5 separate regions of the Homo sapiens genome follow, and regions 2, 3, 4 and 5 are each linked to region 1. A link is an interaction called in ENCODE POLR2A ChIA-PET data of the cell type or tissue named here. Cell type or tissue: GM12878. All regions are shown on one strand.

The links. ChIA-PET counts read pairs that join two places held together with the same protein. Peaks named below come from ENCODE experiments on the same cell type or tissue, not always from the same donor. Only the 100,000 strongest peaks of a DNase experiment are listed, where the experiment ranks them.
Region 2: POLR2A ChIA-PET joins it to region 1 with 5 read pairs; 4 of 35 experiments call an interaction of 5 or more read pairs at or near these places.
Region 3: POLR2A ChIA-PET joins it to region 1 with 5 read pairs; 1 of 35 experiments calls an interaction of 5 or more read pairs at or near these places.
Region 4: POLR2A ChIA-PET joins it to region 1 with 5 read pairs; 4 of 35 experiments call an interaction of 5 or more read pairs at or near these places.
Region 5: POLR2A ChIA-PET joins it to region 1 with 6 read pairs; 6 of 35 experiments call an interaction of 5 or more read pairs at or near these places.

What each region holds. Positions count from the first base shown.
Region 1 is chr17:60,395,850-60,400,849 of GRCh38, forward strand. It overlaps a transcript of USP32 not described here. Among named protein-coding and RNA genes, the nearest start is that of USP32, 6.2 kb to the left of the region's middle. RefSeq lists enhancers at 2,310-2,439, 2,540-2,589. In GM12878, no CTCF peak of the experiment used is centred here; a DNase peak (open chromatin) is centred at 2,562; H3K27ac peaks cover 1,101 bases.
Region 2 is chr17:60,303,323-60,308,322 of GRCh38, forward strand. All of the region lies in intron 2 of USP32 (ubiquitin specific peptidase 32), which reads right to left. Among named protein-coding and RNA genes, the nearest start is that of USP32, 86 kb to the right of the region's middle. RefSeq lists an enhancer at 1,828-1,877. In GM12878, no CTCF peak of the experiment used is centred here; a DNase peak (open chromatin) is centred at 1,979; H3K27ac peaks cover 823 bases.
Region 3 is chr17:61,811,987-61,816,986 of GRCh38, forward strand. The region is part of intron 6 of BRIP1 (BRCA1 interacting DNA helicase 1); the gene reads right to left. Among named protein-coding and RNA genes, the nearest start is that of BRIP1, 49 kb to the right of the region's middle. RefSeq lists an enhancer at 3,772-4,794. In GM12878, no CTCF peak of the experiment used is centred here; no DNase peak of the experiment used is centred here; H3K27ac peaks cover 831 bases.
Region 4 is chr17:59,949,017-59,954,016 of GRCh38, forward strand. It overlaps RPS6KB1 (ribosomal protein S6 kinase B1), which reads left to right. Exons shown (of 15, transcript NM_003161.4): 15 at 1-1,558. It overlaps RNFT1 (ring finger protein, transmembrane 1), which reads right to left. Exons shown (of 9, transcript NM_016125.4): 9 at 3,224-4,095. The coding sequence ends at 3,961. Among named protein-coding and RNA genes, the nearest start is that of RNFT1, 13 kb to the right of the region's middle. In GM12878, no CTCF peak of the experiment used is centred here; no DNase peak of the experiment used is centred here.
Region 5 is chr17:60,312,307-60,317,306 of GRCh38, forward strand. All of the region lies in intron 2 of USP32 (ubiquitin specific peptidase 32), which reads right to left. It also overlaps the pseudogene H3P42. Among named protein-coding and RNA genes, the nearest start is that of USP32, 77 kb to the right of the region's middle. RefSeq lists a silencer at 2,753-2,812. In GM12878, no CTCF peak of the experiment used is centred here; DNase peaks (open chromatin) are centred at 2,285 and 2,645; H3K4me3 peaks cover 508 bases; H3K27ac peaks cover 1,081 bases.

The DNA of each region.
Region 1 (5,000 bases):
AGTACTTGCCAAAGAACCTTAGGTAAGCTAGAGAGAGGGAGGTCAATACAATAGAAGTGGAAAAGCACCTAATTTATGTATAACTTCATTGCTACAACGTGACACCAACACATTAAGAGAATTGATTTTTCAGTATTATGGACTTGTTACCTTACAGTCAAACAATATGAGGATGTGGTCACGTGTATTGTATTTTTATGTACACTAAAGCACTTGAAGCTTTTTTTTTTTTTTTTTTTTTTTTTTGAGACAGGGTCTTGCTTTGTCACCCAAGCTGGAGTGCAGTAGCACAATCAGAGCTCACTGCAGTCTTTACCTGCCGGACTCAAGCAATCCTCCCACCTCAGCCTCCCAAGTAGCTGGGACTACAGGCATGCGCCACCACACCTGACTAATTTTTTATTTTCTGTAGAGACAGAGTTTCTGTAGAGAGCCCAGGCTGGTCTCGAATTCCTGGGCTCAAGTAATCCGCCTGCCTTAGTCTCCCAAAGTGCTGGGATTATAGGTGTGAGCCACCACGCCTGTCCCGAAGCTATTTTTGTACAAGTAATACATGCTCATTTTCCATCAGTACACAAGTATATAATGTAAAAGATCACTTCCAAAATATTGAAAGAATGACTAAAAATACGTCATTCTCTAATCTGCAGTTAAAGAAATTTCTCCTCTCTGTTGATCATTCTTTTAAAAATGCTGGCTGGTCACAGTAGCTCACACCCGAACTGTAATTCCAGTGCTTTGGGAAGTCAAGACAAGAGTATTGTTGAGGCCAGGAGTTTGAGATAAAGAGTGCCTAAAATTGGCAACATTTCAACAGGAGCCATCTCCTAAGAGTTTAAGACACACAGGATTCCTAAATTAAAACTATGACTAGGAAAGAAAACATTAAGATAACGACCTTTAACTTAGATCTACCTTGGAGGTTCTCTTTTTGTTTTACTACAATCTATGTTTGGCAAACAGACTACTCACTGATTGTGTGAATTAAAGTTTACCCTATGTTATACTCCTGTCTCGCCCTTCTCTACTCCAACTGCAATGAAGTTATATTCGTATCTCCTTCAAATTAATAGTTTACAAAGGTTAGGAGAAGGGTCTTATGGATAGTACCACCAGTGGCTGCTTTTTCTTCCTAAGCTCCTGAAAAAATCAAGTAGCATCCTTTTAGTTCTCCTTGATCTCTTTACTTCTTCCCATGTGGCAGCTGGACTGTACATTTAGGCCAGTCTCTTTCAGCAAAATACAAACTACAAGCTTGAGAATAAGTACACCAGTTGAATTCTAATCAGCAATTAAAATGCATAGAATAATATGGACTCCAACTTTGAACATATAGGATATACCTTACTTCAGTTTCTAGATAATAATAACTTTGTCAAGTCACCTAAGTCCAGCTTATCACCTTAATATGCTTTCTTAGATATTTGAGAAATACCAGCTCCAGCTGTGTACCTTTGGCTTTGATTTCTTCATCTTGTGGATGAGAGATTTAAACTCAATCAGGCTTTTTCCAGTTGTTGTTGTTGTTTAAGACACAGCGTCTCTCTCTATCACTCAGGCTGGAGTGCAGTGGTGTGATCATAACTCACTGTAACCTCAAACCCTGGGCTCAAGAAATACTCCTGCCTGAGCCTCCAGAGTAGCTGGAACTACAGGTGCACACCACCACACCTGGCTAATTTTTTAATTTTTTATAGAGATGGGGTGTTGTTTTGTTGCCCAGGCTGGTCTCAAACTCCTGGACTCAAGTGATCCTCCCGCCTAGGCCTCCCAAAGTGCTGGGATGAGACACCATGCATAGTCACCCCACTACCTATTAGTACAGTGCTTCCATTCTGTTTTGCACCTTTTGCTGAAATACTGGTCTGCTGTTTTTCCAATTGTCCTCCATTTTGGACCCCAGGCCTCCTTTTGATCAATAACTATTATCCTGATACTCAAAAAAAATTCTGAGACAGAGATGGGCCTGCCTACGTATAGGTATTTAATAGTAATTGTGGTATAATTTGAAAACTCTTTTAAGAGTTTTACAGTGGGAGTGAGGATGGGGTTAATCATTAGAGTCTTAAAAGGACCTAGGAAATGTACCATGTGATTTATGATTCTAGGTTAAGATAAAACTTTTTCACATGGTGGTACTAACCCAACAATTAACATCTTTAAAAGTCCCAATATTTTCTTCCAAATGGATTTGAAAGCTATAAAATAGCATTTAGTTAAAATTGTTTTGGCAGGCCAGGCAGGGTGCTTCGTGCCTGTAATCCAAGCACTTTGGGCAGCCAAGGCAGTAGGATTGCTTGGGCCAAGGAGTTTGAGACCAGCTTGGGCAACATACGGAGACTCTGTCTCTACAAAAATAAAAATTAAATTACTAGCCATCTCAAAAAATCTTAAAAATTAGCTAGGCACAGTGGTGTACCTCTGTAGTCTCAGCTACTCAGGAACCTGAGGTGGGAGGATCACTTGGGCCTGAAAAGTAGAGCTACAGTTACCCATGACTGCGTCACTGCACTCAAGCCTGGGCAACAGAGTGAGACCTTGCCTCAAAAAAAGAAAAAAGAAAAAAAAAGGTGTTTTGGCAACCCTGTTTAGTCACTGGTGTTCTGGCCGGAGGGAAGCAAAGAGAATCAAATCTGGGTTTCTTAGAAAGAGGAAGGAAATTCATGTAAGAAAGAGGAAGTTGGCAAGCCCCTCATGCCTATTTAACATCTTCCCACTACCCTAACAATTGAGTATAAATGTTGCAAATAGTTCATTTTAATATTCATAAAGCACTTTTTGTGTGCTAAATCCTGAGGAATACAAAGATGATTTTTTTTTAAGTTGCTTAGCTAGGTACAGTGGCTGGCTCAGAAATTAAACTCCTGTATGTAATCCTAGCACTTTGGGAGGCTGAGGCAAGAGGATTGATTGAGGTCAGGAGTTCAAGAACAGCCTGGGCAACATTGCAAGACCCTGTCTCTACAAAAAAAAAAAATTTAATTAGCTGGGTGTAGTGGTGTGTGCCTTCGGTCCCAGCTACTTGGGAGGCTAAACTGGGGAGAGCACTTGAATCCAGGAATTTGAGGCTGCAGTGAGCTATGATCATGCCAGTGCACTCCAGCCTGGGTGACAGAGTGAGACTGTCTTTAAAAAATAAAATAATAAAAAGAAAAATCTCTAGAAAGTCCTACAATACAGGATGTTATGGGAACCTAGAGTAGGGAGAGGTATTAGTCCAGATTGAAGGAGTGGGAAGAGGGCAGGAAGCCTAGGGAATGTGAATCTCGAAAGATAAATAAGAAAGCAGACATTCATTTACTCTTAACAAATCCACTGTGCCTACTCTGTGGCAAGCATTGTTCTAGGCGCTGAAGATACAGAATTGAGCAAAGTAAAAGCTCCTGCTCTCATGGAATTTATATTCTAGTAGGAAAAGAGACAAAATAAGTATAATAGTACATCAGTTGTTCTACAGAAAAAAAATGCAGAGGAAGGAGGCAAGAAGTGCTGAGATGAAGATTATAATTTAAAACTAGAATGGGGCTGGGCATGGTGGCTCATACTTGTAATGCCAACACTTTGGGAGGCCAAGGCGGGAGGATTGCTTGAGTCCAGGAGTTTGAGACCAGCCTGGGAAACATAGCAAGAGCCTGTCTCTACAAAAAAATTTAAAAAAAAAAATTTAGCTGGGTGTGGTGGCATGTGCCTGTAGTCCCAGATGCTTGGGAGGCTGAGATGGGAGGATTGCCTGAGCCCAGGAAGTGGAGGCTCCAGTAGGCCATGATCACACCACTGCACTCCAGCCTGGATGACAGAGCAAGACCCTGTCAAAATAAATAAATAAATAAGTAAAAGTAAAATATAAAAATACAAATAGAATGGTCAGAGAGAAGCAAAAAGGGTGATATTTAAGCCAAAATTGGAAGGAGAGAATGAAGCAGACTTTGTGGATATCCAAGGGAAGATTGTCCAAGGAATGAGGCAAGAGCACATCTGCCAGCTCTAAGGGCCAGCAAGGAAGCAAGTGTGCCTGCAACAGTGAGAGAAGGGGATGGGATCAAATCCTCTTTACAGACTTTGGCTCTTGCTCGTAAAATCAGAAGCTGTCACAGGTTTTGGAATGGAGAAGAGATCTGTCATCTTTTTTTTTTGAGATGGAGTCTTGCTCTGTTGTTGACCCTGGAGTGCAGTAGTGTGATCTCGGCTCACTGCAACCTCCACCTCCCAGGTTCAAGCAATTTTCCCATCTCAGCCTCCTGAGTAGCTGGGATTATAGGCATGCGCCACCATGCCTGGCTAATTTTTGTATTTTTAGTAGAAACGGGGTTTCACCACGTTGGCCAGGCTGGTCTTGAACTCCTGACCTCAGGTGATCCACCTGCCTCGGCCTCCAGAAATTCTGAGATTACAGGCGTGAGCCACCAAGCCCAGCCTGTCATCCATTTAAAAAAGATATCTCTGACTGCTGTGTTGAAAGTGGACTGGAGTGAGAGGAGAAGGGACAAAAGGGCAAACACAGGGAGACCAATTAGGGGGCGACTGCATTAATCCAGGCGTGAGGGTTAGGCGGTGAGAGGTTAGATCCCAGATATTATTTTGAAAGAACAGCCAACAGGATTAGATTGGGATGGATGAGAGAATATTTAAAGATGACTCCAAACTTAGTGACCTAAGTAGTTCAGAATTGCTACTCACTGAGATGAGGAATACAACAGGAGAAGGAGATTTGTGGGTCAAGATCAGAAGCAGAGCTTTGGACATATTACATTTGAGATGTCTATTAGACATCCAAGTGGATAGGTTAAATAGAGAGTTAGATATTTAACTCTGAAGTTAGAAAAGGTACAGGCTGGAGACATAGGTTGAGGAGTCATTAGAGATTGATGGTATTGAAAGCTGTAAGACCAAGATGGGTGCAGTGGCTCATGCCTGTAATCCCAGCTATTTGGGATGCTGAGTCGGGGGGATCACTTGTGGCCAGGGGTTTGAGACCAGCCTAGGCAACATTGGTAGACCTA
Region 2 (5,000 bases), 93 kb before region 1:
CCTTACAGATCCCCTATCACTGGGAAGAAGGAAGATCAATGTAAAAGTGTCACCCCTAATATCCAGGGACACAGCACCTGCCTAAAACTGAGACAGAAATAGGACTACAGAGAATGTCTTTGAGGTGTGATAACAAATAGAAGGTAACATCAAAAGTTGAAGGTAGAGCAAACATTAGAAAAAACCTCTAAGAAAGAGCCCTAACCCCTAAAAAAAAAAAAGTAACCCTAGAATGGAAATTGAAGTCTCTATAGCACTTAGGGTAACCATAGCAACAAGACCAAAATTAAGCTAAACTATAGACTATATTGACTCAACTTCCCAAGCTGAAGGAAGATACTACTTGGCTCAGTCTCTTCTGTCCTATATGAAGCACTTATGTTTCAACCATAAATTTTAAGTCACAGAAAGAAGGAAAAACCCAATATATTGTCAGAGACGAAGGAAAAATATGCTAATGGAGTTTGAAGAATGCTTTGGAATGGCTCAAGAATAAACTCAACAGAGTTGCATAAGAGATTATCCAAAACGAAACAAAAGGGGGAAAATGTGAGGAGAGCGGGCAGGGGAAGGTAGACAGAACAGAAAACCCAAGAGCTGTGAGATCATATCAATGATGTAACATTCAAGTAATCCTGATATCCTACAAAAAAAAGAGAATGGGGCAAAATAAATATCTGAGGAGATAAGGTTGGGGATTTTCAAAATGAATAGACACAAAACCACAGATATTAAGAAGTTCAGAGAACAAGCAGAATAGATCACACCTATAATCCCAAAAACCAACTAGACAAATCACATTGAAACTTCTCAAAACCAAAGATAAAAAGAAAATGTTTAAGGCAGCCAGAAGAAAAACAAAATTACATTAAAAAAAACCCAAAAATTATAGCTGGATTATCATCAAAAATTATGTAAGCCAGAAATCAATGGTGTGAAATATTGAAAGCACTAAAGGAAAAAAACTCAACCATAAGTTCTGTACCTGGTGAAAATATCTTTCAAAAAGAAAAGATATTTTGCTTCCCTTTATTTTTTTATTTTTTTTTTTTACGGAAACAAAAACAGAGAAGTCATTACCAGCAAAAAGGGGTACAAGAAAGTACCTCAGGCTGGAGGAAATATTATGCCATTAGAGATACATGTACCTCCATAAAGAAATAAGAATACTGGAAATGGCATAAATGAAGGTAAATATAAAAGCATTTTTCTTATTTTTAATCACTGTGAAAGATTAACTAGCAGTCTACATCAGTAAGAGAAGAAATGTAAAGTGTCTTTATAGAATATGTAAAAGTAAAACACGTAACAATAGCACAGAGGATGGGAGAAAGGAATTGGAAGTATACTGTTGTATAGTACACATAAATGTTGTCTATACACCATTAAATGGTTTATTATACCAATTCACATGTGGTATATCTCATCTTTAAACTGCCAGTCACCAGGAAATTACGTGACCTTAGTAATCTAGTGTTTAAGCCTAACATTGACCTCATTAATAAACTCTTATTTTTATAATAAAAGCAATAGCTAATATTTAAATGCTTGTTATGTGGCATTTTACTACTGTAAGTTATTTACCAGTATTAAGCCTTTAGATGACTCCACAAGGAATACTGGTATCCTCATTTTAGGGCTGGGGGAAACCAGAGCCCAAAGAGATTAAGTAACTTGTCCAAAGTCATACATCAATGAAGCAGCAGAGTCAGAATTTTAACCTAGGAAAGACAGGCTTCTGAAACTGAATTTTTAACCAACTTTTAGTTCTATAGTACAATTAATATGTTAGTCTGTTTTGCATTGCTATAAAGGAATACCTGAGGCTGGGTAATTTTTATAAAGAAAAGAGGTTTTTTTGGCTCACGGTTCTGCAGCCTGTATAAGCATGGCACCAGCATCTGCTCAGCTTCTCATGAGGCCTCAGAAAGCTTTCACTTGTGACAGAAAGTGAAGGGGGAGCAGAGAACAAGCATGTCACATGGTGAGAGAGGAAGCATGAGAGAGAGGAGGAAGTACCAGGCTCCTTTAAACAACCAGCTCTTTCATGAACTAATAGAGTGACAGCGCACTCATTACTGTGGGGAAAGCACCCAGGCACTCGTGGGGATCTGCCCCCATGATCCAAACACCTCCCACGAGGCCCCACCTCCAACATTGGGGATCACATTTCAATATAAGATTTGGAGGGGACAAATATCCAAACTATATCAATTATATACATTCATTTCTAGTTAATTTGTCTAGAATTATATGAAAGACATCATCAGCAAGACATACATCATTTTGGTGAAATCTCCTGAAGATTAAACAAAGAAATTTCAAATGGTAACAAATTCAATTTATAAACACTGAGTTTTTGGCATCCCTTTCCATTCACTGTATCTTGATAATCCAGTCTCTTCACTTTTGACAATTTCACTGACTTTAATACAAAGAGTAAAGCAGTGAGGGTAAAATTAAGGAAGAAATTTTGAGTAAGGTATGACTTTCAGTTTTGCAAGTACTTGTAAAATGTAACAGATTTTGTATGGAATAAATTTGTTTGGAATATACTGCTACCTCCCTATCGCTCCCAAAATACAAGTACAGCAATAACCTAGAATCATCCAGTTCATTTGACAAATGATTAAGAGGAAGCCCCCAAAAATCACCATTTCCTAAGTTCTAGGATGTACATATTTTCCGCCTTTAATCAATGTTTCAGAAAGCAGTATGCATCTAACACCTCTAATGTCTAAGTACCCTTTTTTCACTCAAAAAGAAAAAAAAAGGAAAAAAAAGAACAACTATTTAAATGGTCACCTTATAATAGGCAGTCCTTTAACATTTAGAGAATATTAAGTGCCACACTCATTACTAATTAGCTTTCATTTTCGGATTTAGAAGACGGAGTGTGAATAGGATAGCAAGGATGCTGGCAGTCCAGGGTGGTCTTGATGTCATTTTTTGAAAAGCACTTAATAAAGGTAAAGTGTTATTTATATAATTTGTTGCAAGACTTTTGTTTTAAAATCCCTATAATAATTTTCTGGCCGGGCGCAGTGGCTCATGCCTGTAATCCCAGCACTTTGGAAAGCCGAGGGGGGTGGATCATTTGAGGTCAGGAGTTCGAGAGCTGCCTGGCCAATGTGGTAAAACCTTGTCTCTACTAAAAATACAAAAATTAGCTGGGCGTTGTGGTGGGCGCCTATAATCCCAGCTACTTGAGAGGCTGAGGCAGGAGAATCACTTGAACCCGGAAGGCAGAGGTTACAATGAGCCAAGATTGCACCACTGCACTCCAGCCTGGGCAACAGAGCAAGACTCCGTCTCGAAAGAAAAAAAAAATGTCTTTAGCTATTAAAAAAGGAAAGGCCAGAGCAATCAGGCAAGAGAAAGAAATAAAGGGTCTCCAAATTGGAAAGGAGGTCGTCAAATTAGCCTTGTTACCAGATAACATGACCTTATATTTAGAAAAACCTAAAGATTCCACCAAAAAACTGTTAGAACTGATAAATTGAGGAAAGATTGCAGGATAGAAAATCAAAATACAAAAATCAATACAATTTATATACATCAACAGTAAACAATCTAAAAAAGAAATCCCAAGTGAGTAATCCAAGTTAAAATAGCTACAAAGAATATAAAATACCTAGGAATCAGTTTAGCCAGAGATGTGAAAGATCTATAAAAGGAAAACTATAAAATACTGATGAAAGAAATTGAAGAGGACACACACACAAAATGGAAAGGTATTCTATGTTCATGGATTGGAATAATTAATTTTTTTTCCTTTCTTTTTTTTTTTTTCTTTTGAGACAGTCTTGCTGTGTCACCCAGGCTGGAGTGCAGTGGCTCGATCTTGGCTCTCTGCAAACTCAACCTCCCAGGTTCAAGCAATTCTCCTGCCTCAGCCTCCCGAGTAGCTGGGATTACAGGCACGCACCACAATACCCAGCTAATTTTTTGTATTTTTAGTAGAGATGGGGTTTCACTATGATGGCCAGGCTGGTCTTGAACTCCTGGCCTCAAGTGATCTGCCTGCCTTGGTCTCCCAAAGTGCTGGGATTACAGGCGTGAGCCACCACACCCAGCCAGAATTCATTTTGTTGAAATGACAATACTATCCACAGCAATTTACAAATTCGATGCAATCCCTATCAAAATATCAATGACATTCTTCATAGAGAAAGAAAAAGAGAATCCTAAAACATACATGGAACCTCAAAAGACCCCAAATAGCCAAAAAATCCTGAGCAAATAACAAAACTGGCAGCATCATACTACCTGACTTCAAACTTACTAAAAACCTATAGTAACCACAACAGCATGGTACTGATACAGGAGCAGGGCAGGGAAGTGCTGGGTAGAGAAAGGCAGGTGCCTGGCTAGGGCTCCACCCTCAGGCCTGTGCCCACAGACCTAGGTGAGGACAGGCACTCCTGCCTTGGTGCCCAAATGTTGCATTTTCCAAGACCACCCTGGCCTGCCACGCCCCCAAGGTGTGCCTATAAAAATCCCAAGACCCCAGCAAGCAGAGACATACAATTGGCTGGACGTTGAGAGGAACATATCAGCAGAAGAACGCACAAGTGGCTGGACGTCCAGAGGAACACATCAGTTGAAGAGCACACTGACAGGCACTGGCAGATGCCGGCAGGCCACTGACCAGCAGAACGATGCGGAGTTAGGGTGGGGCAGTCAGAGGAAAGTACGGCCGCTGAGAGGCCCGACTCCAGGGGAAAACTGCCTTCCCAATCCCCTTCTGGCTCACCGTCCAGCTGCTGAGAGCTACTTCTACCATTCAGTAAAATCTTGCACTCATTCTCCAAGCCCACATGTGATCCGACTTTTCTGGTACATCAAGGCAAGAATCCGGGATACAGAAAACCCTTGCGATAATGCAGAGGGTCTAATTGAGCTGATAAATACAAGCCACCTAGAGACAGCAAAACTAAAAGAGCACACATTAACACAAACGCACTGGGGCTTCAGGAGCTGTAAACAGTCACCCCTAG
Region 3 (5,000 bases), 1.4 Mb after region 1:
CATATTTGAAGACAGAAAAACTGATTGTAGTAATATAACAAAGGCTTCAAAAAGTCACTTATAACAAAAGATAATTACCTGTACCAAAATCAGCAACTTTCAATGCTCTAAGAAAACTAGAGGAAGGATCCTGATGCCAGCAGTGTCAGGAGGTCAGAATATCCCCCAATCAAATTACCAGGCTAATACTTTATGGCCTCTCTCTGAAACCCTTTGACCCAGGGGTCTTAAAACAATTAGATGAATAAAATTAAATAATTTTGTATCTCTTATTGAGTATTTTTCCTGCTAACAAATGATCATGTTTATCTTTCAAAAAGACTTTTTTATTTTCCCTTTGCTGTTTAAATTGACAGAGATTTCCTTTTCTCCAGGAAACTAGAGAATAAATTTTATAATATTCACTCTCATCCAATAATATATCTGAAAATCAATACATAAGACATGGGGCTTTCCAAAATCTGTAAACTCTAAGACCTGTAAGTGGCTACACAGTGCCAGAACCAAACTCTTTAAGAAATGGCTTCTTCTCCAAGCTAGAAACTGTTCAGAGTCCTTTTACTTCAAGAAAAGGCAAGAAAACCCAACCCAAGTAACTGCAAAAATATACTATCATTAAAAAAAAAAAACAGGAGATACATGTGGATGTGACAGCTATAATATTTCCATGTGCAGTAGCCAATTGTTTAAAAATACATTTCAAATCTACAATTATCAAAACTGTTCTTAGAACATCAGCAACCAAGGATTTTCAGAAAATTTTTCTTGTGTTTAATAAATTATATTCCCTCTCTTGTTGTATTATATAGAGACATGTCTACATTCTTTCAAAGATGAAGAGTTCGAAGATTTGATCTTGAAAGAAAGATGAATTGCTGAGTCCTTGCCACTGTTCCTTTCACAAGCTATAATTATAAGTTCAAACGGTAACATACCACAATGTCAACTTCTAAAGATTTATAACTTTCTCCAAACTTTCCCTACCACTCACACAAAAAAATACTATGCCTAAATACCTGAAAAATGAGCATAGCAATTAAATATTTTTAGAAATGGAAAATGATAAAGAAATAGGAACTAATTTCATTGCCAAAGAAGAAGTTCCTTTGCTAACTGTAAATCAGGAGAGATTCTCAAAGGAGACTACAAATTGAATTTCAAAAGCAGGCAGGAGTACGAAAACTAAGTATATAAAGAAGTAGAGAGAAAAAGAGAATGAAGAGAAACCTGTTTGAGTGAAATAAAAGGAAAACTAGGTCAATGAAACAGTAAAAAAAAAAAATACAAAAACTTGTGTTCTTCCATAACTTTCCACATGTGCATGTATTGTCTTTCCAACCACACTGCAAATTCCTTGAAGACAGAAACTATGTCTTACATTTCTTTATATAGCTCATTCATCGAGAGTGGTGTTTTGCACATAACTGTAACTTAGCTTTTTTTAAACTGATGAATTATGACTAAATGTCCCTGAACCAAATACTGTACCCATGCATTACAATTAAATCTGACAGATGCTTAAATGATGTCCTAATTTGAAGTGCTGCACATATCAAAAAGATACTTCAAAATCCAGATTAGCTTTTAAAGGAAAAAGTACAGGACAATTACTATTTTTCAAGGCCAAAAAGAAAAACCATCTTATGCTAGTATTTTAGTCGTGACAAACATATATCCCAATATTTTCATTAGTAATAATACTGCCATTTTTAAGCCTGTCCTTGTGCTAAACATTTTTCATCTAATATCCCATTTCATTCATTCATTGACTCAAGAGACATTGGAATCCCTATATATCAAGCCACGGAGAAGACAATGACAAGGATCACCTCATCTTACTGACAAAGAGAGCTTCATTCTTAAATTGTTCTACAAAGTGTAGTTCTTGGAGTTTATCACACCATTTTCACTCATAAACCAAGGAATTGTTTAAAGTTAGTTATATTATTTTATGAATGCAATTACAAAATATTCCTAAGTATGATCTTCATAAAAATTGTTTTAACTTATTAGTTGACATTTAAATCAAATATGTTATAACAAGATCCATATTATGTCCCCCAAGGGAAAAATAAAAAACACAAACTTTCAATTAATAGACTCTTTAGAGCAAGAGTCAGCAAAAGAGCCAGACAGTAAACATTTCAAGCTTCAAAGGCTATATGGTCTCTTCTTCCATAGGAAGATATCTTTTATGATCGAAATGTAGAGAAGGATTTCCTAAAACAATAAACCAAAAACACAAATGAGTGAAAACACAGCTTCATTAACATGTTAAACTTCTATTTAAAGATACATATTCCTTAAAGAAGGAAAGAAAAATAGGTAAAAAGGGGGCACAGGCTGACAGAAGATACTTGCAGTGCTTACAGTCAAGTGAGGATCAGTATCTACAACATATAAAGAATTCCAATAAATCTATTTTTAAAAGACAAACCCTACAGAAAACCAAGAACAGGCAAATCACAGAAGAGAAAAGCTGAAAGGCTAATAAATATCTGAAAAGATGTGCCATCTAATGTACAGCTTCACTAGTAATTAGGAAAATGCAAATTAAAACCATAATTAGATTCCATTTCCTATCCACCAGATTGGGTACTGGAGAGGATATGAAGAAACTCTTATTCACTGCTGATCGAAGTATAAATTGGCACAACTACTTGAGAGCAAATTGGTGATCTAGTGAAATCAAAGATACATATACCCTTTGACCCAGCATGACACTGTTAGGTATACATGCTAGAAAAACTCTTGCACATTAAGACAGATACAAGAGGAATATTAATTGCAGCATTGTTTTAATAGTGAGAAAAACAAGCTACATGTATCAACAGAAGGAATGGATGAGTAAATTGTGGGCTCTTTCCAATCAATGGAATAATATTATAATGAAAATATATGAATGACAGTTGTATGCATCGACATCGATAAACATGAACAAGCAGTTGAACAGGCTGAGTATGGCTTAAACAAAATTGTATTTTCCCCATAAAATTCTAAATAAGTTGATGATAGAAATAAAAATATAAAACTTCAGGTAGAGAGTGAGGAATCAAGACTATGGAAGATAATCTTAAAAGCTAACAATTGTCATGAAAAACATACCTGAAAAATGCTAGAAGTGCTGGAAAAAAAAAAAAAAACCCACAGTAAATATACTCTGTTCTGGTTTCTCCTCAGTTGTTTCATACCCAGCAGAATAGCTTTCATCTTAACACCTCCTCCTCAAAAGTTTTCAACCTAATTTATTAGGAAATGGGTTCTCAAATTAGGGTCCATGGGCTATTACAGATCACCCAGAAACTACAGACACAATTTTGTGTGCATTTTTAGAAAGTGAACCCCTAACTTTAATCAAGTGCTCAAAGCAGATTGTGACTGATTTGGGTTAGGGCTTTATTCCAGAATTTATATCTGGTTTTTTAACGAAAATCAAATGGAAACAACATTTTCTTTATAACCAAATTAGCCAGACATAGTTATTCTGTAAAGGAATAAACAACAGCCAAGAGAATTTCATAAAGTTTCCTCCACTGCTTCTGAACTCATTTCTATTTTAATGTTTGTTAATTACCTAATATTAACATAAGGCTAAAATACTCAGTTCACTAATGTATATTTCTAACTTCATTTTACAGATAAAAAAGGAAATTCAGAAGAATTCAAATTCCCACAAAATACACAATAAATTTGTGGAGAAGTTGAAATTCATAACCTTAAATCTTTAAAGTGAAGCTTTAACAGGATTGTTTTCATCTACCACTTAAGCAAAAAAGCAAAACACTGCCCTTTATTTCAAAAAGTCATGCATATGAAGAGCTAGTGGTAAAAGGCCAATGAACATAGAATTATACTACAAACTTTGAGACATAAAAAAGGGTTTTTTAATCTTTATCAACCATTTGCTGTTGTCCAAGCCATCTAAACAGGTACTGAATGCCCGTTGTGCAAAATCTCACATTAGCACACACTCTAGTAAGATAGCAAAAGTAACATAACTATACCTTTTCAACTATTCTTTTTTTAAAAATTCAAACAGTAGTAGTACCCTACTGCCACCGTTTCATGATTAGACTGCACAAAGCAGCTGTTTATCCACTCACAGCAACCAGCAGGTGAACCTGATTCAATATTTATCACAGGCTTTCATAGATCACTGCTAACCAAGCAAACGTTTTAATTAAGCTGGAACTTGCTTCAAAGAGCTCATTCAAGATGTCAATCAGCAGGTAGGGGATCAGATACAGTGTCAGGTGAGAGTGTGTAATACAAATCCACAACTTTCTTCATCCCATCGCTGTAAATTAGCCTGCTCTAAAGTTCAGACTCTGATTGTAACAGACTGCCAGTCTCCTGGAATGTGTAACTGAAGTCACTCAAATTCTATTGTGAAGGTTGTAAGCAATATGTTAAACTGCAGTGGGCTAGCACATTAAGACAGATCCTTTTCACGGTTGTTTTTTGATACCATAAGTGTTTGTTACCCTACTCTCCACTTACTGTTTACTTTCTTGCCTAGTGTAAATGGGAATTCCTTAACACAGTTGCTCCAGTTTCTGAAAAGTCTGTGTTTCAATAGAGTAAATCAATAAGAATTATCAGTTTAAGAACAAGCATATCATAAAGATGACTGACCTGCTATAAAGCAAAAATTATCCTGGTATAATAGAACTTTACATAGATGTGATTATAGCAATGAGTCTCAAAGCAGTGATGAGTCACACCGATCAACTTCATGAGAAAAACCCAGGGTGTTTATAAAAAATAAAAAGGGGAAAAAGAAGACTCAAACGAGCAAAATGGGGAAGTGGGCGGGTAGGCGGAAAATATCTTCTTTAAATAAGAATGCCAGCTAAGAATTGTAAATAAAATGATAGAATTTTAAAAATCACCATTTTGCAACTTTCCTGTACTAACTGATTCAGGCAAGTTACATAAATGGATGCTGAAATCTTTCAGTGAAAAGTTATTAGGGAACAGAATATTGACAAAGTCTCAAA
Region 4 (5,000 bases), 450 kb before region 1:
TGGCTGGCTATAACCACCCCAGTTAAACCATTTTCATAATTAGTAGTGCCAGCAATAGTGGCAAACACTGCAACTTTTCTGCATAAAAAGCATTAATTGCACAGCTACCATCCACACAAATACATAGTTTTTCTGACTTCACATTTATTAAGTGAAATTTATTTCCCATGCTGTGGAAAGTTTATTGAGAACTTGTTTCATAAATGGATATCCCTACTATGACTGTGAAAACATGTCAAGTGTCACATTAGTGTCACAGACAGAAAGCACACACCTATGCAATATGGCTTATCTATATTTATTTGTAAAAATCCAAGCATAGTTTAAAATATGATGTCGATATTACTAGTCTTGAGTTTCTAAGAGGGTTCTTTATGTTATACCAGGTAAGTGTATAAAAGAGATTAAGTGCTTTTTTTTCATCACTTGATTATTTTCTTTAAAATCAGCTATTACAGGATATTTTTTTATTTTATACATGCTGTTTTTTAATTAAAATATAATCACTGAAGTTTACTAATTTGATTTTATAAGGTTTGTAGCATTACAGAATAACTAAACTGGGATTTATAAACCAGCTGTGATTAACAATGTAAAGTATTAATTATTGAACTTTGAACCAGATTTTTAGGAAAATTATGTTCTTTTTCCCCCTTTATGGTCTTAACTAATTTGAATCCTTCAAGAAGGATTTTTCCATACTATTTTTTAAGATAGAAGATAATTTGTGGGCAGGGGTGGAGGATGCATGTATGATACTCCATAAATTCAACATTCTTTACTATAGGTAATGAATGATTATAAACAAGATGCATCTTAGATAGTATTAATATACTGAGCCTTGGATTATATATTTAATATAGGACCTATTTTGAATATTCAGTTAATCATATGGTTCCTAGCTTACAAGGGCTAGATCTAAGATTATTCCCATGAGAAATGTTGAATTTATGAAGAATAGATTTTAAGGCTTTGAAAATGGTTAATTTCTCAAAAACATCAATGTCCAAACATCTACCTTTTTTCATAGGAGTAGACACTAGCAAGCTGGACAAACTATCACAAAAGTATTTGTCACACATAACCTGTGGTCTGTTGCTGATTAATACAGTACTTTTTCTTGTGTGATTCTTAACATTATAGCACAAGTATTATCTCAGTGGATTATCCGGAATAACATCTGAAAGATGGGTTCATCTATGTTTGTGTTTGCTCTTTAAACTATTGTTTCTCCTATCCCAAGTTCGCTTTGCATCTATCAGTAAATAAAATTCTTCAGCTGCCTTATTAGGAGTGCTATGAGGGTAACACCTGTTCTGCTTTTCATCTTGTATTTAGTTGACTGTATTATTTGATTTCGGATTGAATGAATGTAAATAGAAATTAAATGCAAATTTGAATGAACATAAATAGAAGTGATTTATTTTTTTATTATCTTAAAGATAGGAAGGAATTAGTATACGTATCAGGTGTATAAATGGTTTAAATTTATTTTAACATGTCAGATGTGTTCAAGTTGTCATATAAATAAACTATGTATGTAAGGAATGGGTTAAAAGCTGTTCTGCTGAGAAACTGAAGCTATTTAAGTATATAACAAGTTTTAGTATTGATTTTTAAGTTAGATGTTACACATCTTTGATTTTCAAGTTATGTCAGATAGTAGATATGAATTGTTTACTTAAAAAAATACATGTAACAATCTACGTGAAAGCTAGCTTCATAAAAAACTCTAGGAAGACCTTCTTGTGCTAACAATCAACAATCTGTTCAGCTACACTTGGTCAGCTACATTTGATAATTTGATATGTATGCACAAAATAACGTAGTGAACAAATGTGTTTTAACTAATGTCTCAATATATCTAGTGTAAGCTGGGTATTTTGCATTAACCACTTCTTTTCTGTGAGGTAATTATACCACACTTGCCAAGGGGATTTCTCTACAGAAGCTCTCAAACTGATCTTACCTTGCTATACAACATAGTAGCCTATCAATACTGGTAAAACAATCTTTTAGAAGCCATGATCTGAATTCACAGAGTAAATGAGTTTCTGAATCTACATTACCTGTTTTTGAGGTGAAGGAATAGAGGGATGGAAGAAATGCTTCCAGTTCATCAGCATTTTTATTGGATGGCATAGCTCCATTAGATTTTCTCCCTTTTCAATTTATAGGTAAACTGCATTCCAAAAAAAAACCCCACCATGCACCTCCTTGGTTATGTAATCACATTCATTAAGAAACAGTGCTGTCTGAATAGTTACAGAGTAAGCAAATGTATTAAATAGGTATTCTAATAGGGCTGAAGTAAAATGCTATTCTTGTATTTGAACAGGAAGTCATCTTGGCTATCCTTCACAGCCGAATTGTAATCCCACATTGCTTTTCTCACCCATCCTCTGCCGTATACCTAAATAATACAACTATTAGCATCACCACAAAGCCATTTAAATAATATTTGTAGTGGGTCTCAAAGTAGATAACAGAGTAAAATATACTGTAATTGAATATAGTTGTACTTACAACCTGGTAGTATTTACCTGGAGAGAAAAAAATGGTACAGGCTTCCTAATGTTTGTTTGTCAATTTGGATGGCTGTACAGTCATGGAAGTGCCTTCTATAACCAGTTGGTCAGTTTGCTAAACTAAACAATTCATTTGCTAGTTTAGCTTTTGTCTTATCAGTACAGCAAATCTGTTTTCTACCTCTGCTTCCTAAGTTCTTTCTACCACCTTTTCCTCGACTACAAACTGATAGATGTACTCTAAACTTGGATATAAGCACTAGCAGCCCTTCAGACATGTTTTAGATTTCAGATTCCTCCTTAGAGGTAACAAGGGGAGAAAGTGCTTCATTCTCTTTTCTAGCACCCTGCACAAATACCTAGAGGCGAACAAACCACACTATCAAAACCTCATGACCACCTCTCAGTGCGAGCTTCAATCTTCCAATTGATGGTGATTCAAGCATAAAATTCCAAAACTTTTATGGAGAAGACTAATTATAAGGGCAATTTTTTATAAGATTTTAGGGCATCTGTCTTGAAACTTTTTTCTTTTAAATAGAGATGGGATGTTGCCCAGGCTGGTCTTGAACTCCTGGGTTCAAGCAGTCCTCCTGCCTCTGCCTCCCAAAGTGCTGGGATTACAGGTGTGAGCCACCATGCCTGGCCATTTGTCTTGTTTTCTATACTATTCAAATCATCAAGTAAGCCAGCTGTTTATAATCCACATGAATTATTTTAATAGTTACTTCGAGATACTCCATGGTACTATACAAAAAGCATGATCATGAACATTAAAGCTGATGGCAGGAAGAATTTATGACGTCCAGAGACAAAATGAATTTAAATCATTTATTTTCACTTATTACTAATCTTACTACAGAGAATAATACAATACTATAATGTATCATCCTCAGTAAATTAATCTTCACTTAGAAAATGTTACTGATAAAATACAACATTTAGAATTTTCATTTAAAAATACAAATTTTATGAAAATATTAAGAATTTTTAGGATGGGAATTATAAAAGTCAATGCTGAACAAAATTCTACTTTTAGATAGTATGTATCTTAAAATATTATGAAAAATATTCTTTATTCTGAAAACAATGTCAGGAAAGAATACCTGAGTTCTCTAAAACCACTAGTTCTAATTTCAAATTGCTGTTTTGGTAACATAAAGAAAACACATTTACAATTTAACACTGCAGTTACCTGTCAAATAATTAGAATAGAATAAATGTTGCATATACATTAGGTTGAACATTATATATATTTTAAAACACAGGGTGGTTTCATTTAATCTTTTGGTGAATTGGATCATAAGTCCTACATTCTAAAACCATCTGGAAACATTTTTCTGGTAGCCCTGAAAATCCATTCTGATGCCTTATCAGTAGTCATTATGACCAAATGACATTAGTATTTTGTGGCCTTGATAGTTTATACAACTTAATATATTTGAAGGTGTGATGAAGTGGCTCCATCCTTCCATTTGTTTATATGGTCTGAAATCACAGTTCTGCAGAGTGGACATGTTTTCTCTCTGTTAAACCATAAGGTCATGCACTCTTCACAAAATATATGCTGTAATGGAATTAAGAATTAGATTTGATATTTGATAATCATTTTAAATCCATCACATTGTAGGGAATGAAAGGGATTCTTTTTTTTTTTTTTTTGAGATGGAGACTGAAGTCTTGCTCTGTCACCCAGGCCGGAGTGCAATGGCACCATCTCGGCTCACTGCAACCTCCGCCCCCGACTGGTTCAAGTGATTCTCCTGCCTCAGCCTCCCAAGTTGCCGGGATTACAGGTGACCACCACCACCATGCCCAGCTAGTTTTTTTATTTTTAGTAGAGACAGGGTTTCACCATGTTGGTCAGGCTGGTCTTGAACTCCTGACCTCAGGTGATCCACCCACCTCAGCCTCCCAAAGTTCTGGGATTACAGGCGTGAGCCACTGTGTCCAGCCTGAAAGGGATTTTGAAGAGCACTAATCCCCTCATTTTACAATTGTGAAAATGGAGAACGTATGAGACATTCAAGAAGACAAAGAGCAGTATGATTGGTAGAGCCACTAGTGTTCTGGCTGTACCATCCATTTAACCATAAAAGCTATCCTTAGGTGACACCTTTAAGATTAAGTATGATAACTGCTTAAGGTCTTTGAGTTACTAGTAACTGCCATAAAGTATAGGAAAGGGCCACAATCCAGTAACAAATGTCAGTATTGTTCTACATGGCTAGTATCCAATTATAAAATAGCCTGTTTTTTAATCACTTTGGTATTCAATCTGCCAGTTGAATTATTTTTTCCCCTTCATACGCTCCTCTGCATAAAAATTATCAGAACATAAGGGACAAAACTTAGCCAATCCACTAGTATGTACCCTGAATGCTACCTTCCACTAAACACTAGATTTTTTTTTTTTTGCCTTACAGCAAACATAAATTTGACTTTTGCAAGTCACAGAGAACTGTTGTATTT
Region 5 (5,000 bases), 84 kb before region 1:
AGTACACCAATCTAACTGCTTGATTAATTCATCAACAGAACCAAATTAATGTTTTCAAATTTTCATTTTATATAATTCTCATGAGGATCAATACTTTTCCATTTGTTGTTGTTGTTGTTGTCGTTGTCGTTGTTGTTGAGACAGGGTCTCATTCTATTGCCCAGGCTGTAGTGCAGTGGCATAACCACAGCTCATCGCAGCCTTGACCTCCCAGGCTCAAGTGATCCTCCCAAGAGTCCTTGGGAGTCTGAGGACTCCCAAGTAGCTGAGCGCACAGGAACATGCCATCACACCTTGCTAATTTTTTCATTTTTTTGTAAAGATGGGATCTTACTATGTTGCCCAGGCTAAAAAATTTATCCTGACTGACACAGAGTTAAAAAGGAAAGTATACATAAGTTAAAAAGGCAAAAAATATATACCTTTCCAAAGAACTTGATGTCACCAACCTACATGCTTAAAAGCCATCTTTAGGTAATGACAAAGATGAAACATGAATTCACAAAATAAGTCATGCTGTATGTTGGTGAGCTTCGAAGAATAACTCAAACACAACATAAGGCCCATGGTATATGAATACATTAAGTACTCATTTGCATAAAACATACTTACTACTGATAAAATTTCAAATGTTAACATTTAATGCAAGCTCTGTGGCTGGGCACGGTGGCTCATGCCTGTAATCCCAGATCCCAGCACTTTAGGAGGCTAAGCTGGGTGGATCACCTGAGGTCAGGAGTTTGAAACCAGCCTGGCCAACATGGTGAAACCTCGTCTCTACTAAAAATACAAAAATTAGCCAGTCATGGTGGCAGGCACCTGTAATCCCAGCTACTCGGGAGGCTGAGTAAGGAGAATCGCTTGAACCTGGGAGGCAGAGGTTGCAGTGAGCCAAGATCGCACCACTGCATTCCAGCCTGGGTGACAGAGTGAGACTCTGTCTCAAAAAATAAAATAAAGTAAGATTAAAAAAATGCAAGCTCTGTTCCTATATGTGTGTGTTTTGAAAAACTTTTCCTTCTAAAACTAAAAATTATGTGTGTTCACATTACTGTTTCTTTAGTGCAGAGTCCAATAGAACAAAATGTTTCTTTTCTTCAAATGTGTTTCATAATACTAACCATGTCTTTCCTGGAAGTAAATATCATAAGGTAGAGTCATGCTTAGCTCCAAAAAAAATAAAGGGCCCCTTGAAATTCTGAATAAATAACAACATACAAATGCAAAGTATAAATTCCTGAAGTCTAAGCAAAGAACATATACTGAGGAAACAACTACCAGGGATTAGAAAGCGGAATAGTACCCAAAGCTCACATTGAGTTTATCAGTCAAGCAGAAGAGACACCTCATTGAACATCCAGAGCATTGAGGAGAGACCCCAAGAGTTAATCCTTAGTATTAGAGGTAAACCATACTTATACTAAAGTCTATTCAAGACTCACCATTACAAAGCTTTAACACAGGATTAAAGAGGATTAGCTAATCTGTGATTAAGTGTGTGCTAGAATAAAATCCAACATTTTAAAAACAAAGACAACAAATTCAGGTACTTATAACATAAGGTTTACAATGTTTACTAGATATCAAAAAGTTACTAGATACAAGAAACAGAAAATTGTAACCAATCACCAGAAAATTATGAGGCAAAAGAATGACAGAGATGATAAAAACTGGTATACAAGAAGTTTAAAACAGCTATTATAAATATGCTCAAGAATTTAAACAAAAATAAAAACATGGAAATAGAAACTATATTTTAAAAAGAAACATGAAACTTTAGAGTGAAAAATATAATATCTGAACTAAAAAGTTATTGTGTGGCTTTTTTTTTTTTTTTTTTTTTTTTTGAGACAGGGTCTTTCTCTGTTGTTGCCCAGGCTGGAGAATACAGTGGCATTGATCTTGGCTCACTGCAACCTCTGCCTCCCGGGCTCAAGCAATCGTCCCACCTCAGCCTCCCAAGTAGCTGGGGCTACAGGTGTATACCACTACTCCTGGCTAATTTTGAGTATTTTCTGTAAAGGAAGGGTTTCACCATGTTGCCCAGGCTGGTCTTGAACTCCTGGGCTCCAGTGATCCACTTGCTTAGGCCTCCCAAAGTGCTGGGATTACAGGGGTGAGTCACTGTGCCTGGCCCTGTGTAGCCTTAAAAGCATATTAAACACTACTGAATAAAAGAGCAGTGAACTTGAAGAAACAGGAATAGGAACTATCCAATCTGAAGTACGGTGAAGAAAAAGAGCTAGAACTGGGGGTGGGGGGAGGAAAGGAGAGAAAATAATCAGTCTCAGTAACCTGTGAAAAACCACCAAGCTTTTTACATACCTGTACTTAGAGACAAAGAAAAGGGAAGGGTGAACAGAAACATATTTGAAGAACAGTACTGAAACACCTTCCAAATTTGATGATAAACCTACCAATCCAAAATGCTCAAAGAAACTCATATGTAAGATAAACAAAACCAAACAAAGGTATATAATACATTCCTGAAAAATAGTAATACAGAAAATCTTGAAAGCACTGAGAGGGAAAAAGGTATAAAGTGAAACAAAAATAAGAATAATCACTGACTTGTAATCAGAAACAATGCAAGCCACAAGACAACAGAAGAAACAATTTTACTATACTGAAAGAAGAAAAAAACAGCCTAGGATTATATATCCAACAACAAAATGACCACTCAATTTTAAACAGGGCAAATGACTTAAATAAAAAGATGCAATGTCTTTAGTCATTAGGGAAATGCAAATCAAAACCACAATGACATACCACTTCACACCTACAAGAACGGCTATAATAAAATGAATGAGGCCGGGTGTGGTGGCTCACGCCTGTAATCCTAGCACTTTGGGAGGCCGAGGTGGGCGGAATGCCTGAGCTCAGGAGTTCAAAACCAGCCTGGGCAACACAGTGAAACCCCATCTCTACTTAAAATACAAAAAAATTAGCCAGGCGTGGCGGTGTGCGCCTGTAGTCCCAGCTACTCAGGAGGCTGAGGCAGGAGAATGGCTTGAACCCGGAAGGCAGAGGTTGCAGTGAGCCGAGATCACGCCACTGCACTCCACACTCCAGCCTGGGCGACAGAGTGAGACTCCATCTCAAAAAATAAAAATAAATAAAATAAAATGAATAAATAACAAGAATGTAAAAAAACCCCTGCAACATCTATACACTGTTGATGGAAATGTAAAAGGGTACAGCTGTTCTGGAAAACAGCCTGGTGGTTCTTCAAAAAGGTAAACATAGAATTACCATATGACCTGACAATTCTGTTCCAAAAAGAATTGAAAACAGAGATTCAAACAGATACTTGTATGCCAATATTCACAGCAGCATTATTGACAATAGAAGAAAGGTGGAAACAACCCATAAAAAGATGAAAAAAATGTGGTATATACACACAGTGAAGTATTATTTAGCCATAAAAAAGAATGGGTGTTTGCAGCCATTACAGCTCTCTAGCACCTTTAGCTCACTGAGCTCCTGCAGAGGGAGCTGAAGAATAAGTAAATAAGTCTCTATAGCATGGCCTGTACAAAACAGATTGCCTGCAAACTGACCATGGTAAAGCACCCACGAAGTAACTAGCCACAAAAGCCATTCACAAGAGTGCACCCTCTATTGGAGGGGTAAAGAAACGTCATCATTACAGGCCTGGTCTGGTACTCTGTGACACTGAACCTTATCACAAGTCCACTGAACTTCTGATTCACAAACCTCCCTTCCAGCATCTGATATGGGACTTCAAAACAGATCTGTGCTTCCAGAATACAGTTACTGGTGCTCTGCAGGAGGCAAATGATGGTTGGCCTTTTTGAAGACATCAACCACTCTGCTATCCATGCCAAACATGTAACAATTATGCCAAAAGACATTCAGCTACCTTGCCGCATATATGGAGCACATGCTTAAGAATATGCTATGATGAGTAACATTTCATTCTCAAAAAAAAAAAAAAATTCTCTCTTCCCTGTTACTGGTAGTTCTGAACCCTAGATTTTTTTTTCCCCATGGGGTGAAAAGCTACCTAAGTAAATGACTGCAAGTGGGAAAATGGGGAACGGAAATCAGGTATAGGGAGTTTTTCTATTTTCATGTTGCAAGAGAATTTTTAATATAAATATGGGTATGTAAAGCATTAATGCAAGTCAAAGTGCTTCAGTGAGCACGTTTCCGCAGTTCAACTAGTAAGTACGTATTTTTAATATTGTCTCTCTTCTGTGTTGTTCCTGTAACTACAAAAAAAGGAATGGGCCAGGCACGGTGGCTCATGCCTGTAATCTCAACACTTTGGGAGGCTGAGACAGGGGGAGCACTTGAGGTCAGGAGTTCGAAACCAGACTGGCCAACATGGTGAAATCCCGTCTCTACTAAAAATACAAAAATGAGTCGGGTGTGGTGGTGGGCGCCTGTAGTCCCAGCTACTCGGGTGGCTGAGGCAGGATAATTGCTTCAGCCTGGGAGGTGGAGGTTGCAGTGAGCAGAAATCACACTATTGCACTCCAGCCTGGGCAAAAGAGCGAGACTTTGACTCATAAAAACAAACAAACAAACAAAGGAATGAAGTTCTGATATACGCTACAAATGGATGAACCTTGAAAACATTATGCTAAGTGAAATAAGCCAGACACAAAATGGCAAATATTGTATGATTCCACTATATGAAATATTTAGAACAAGCAAATTCATAGAAGTAGAAAGTAGACTGGAGGTTATCAGGGGCTGGGGAGGAAGAAGAATGGGAAATAATTGCTTAACAGGTACAGTATTTCTGTTTGGTGTGATGAAAGAAAAATTATTTTTCCATGTAAATTTGAGAAAAATGGAGTGATGAAAAATGTTGAAAGTAGATAGGCATGGTGATTGGGCAACATTGTGAATGTAATTAATACTACTGAAATGTTCACTTAAAGGTGATTAAAATGGGCCAGGCACAGTGGCTCATGCCTATAACCCCAGCACTTTGGGAGGCCAAGGCACAAGGATCACTTGAGCCCAGG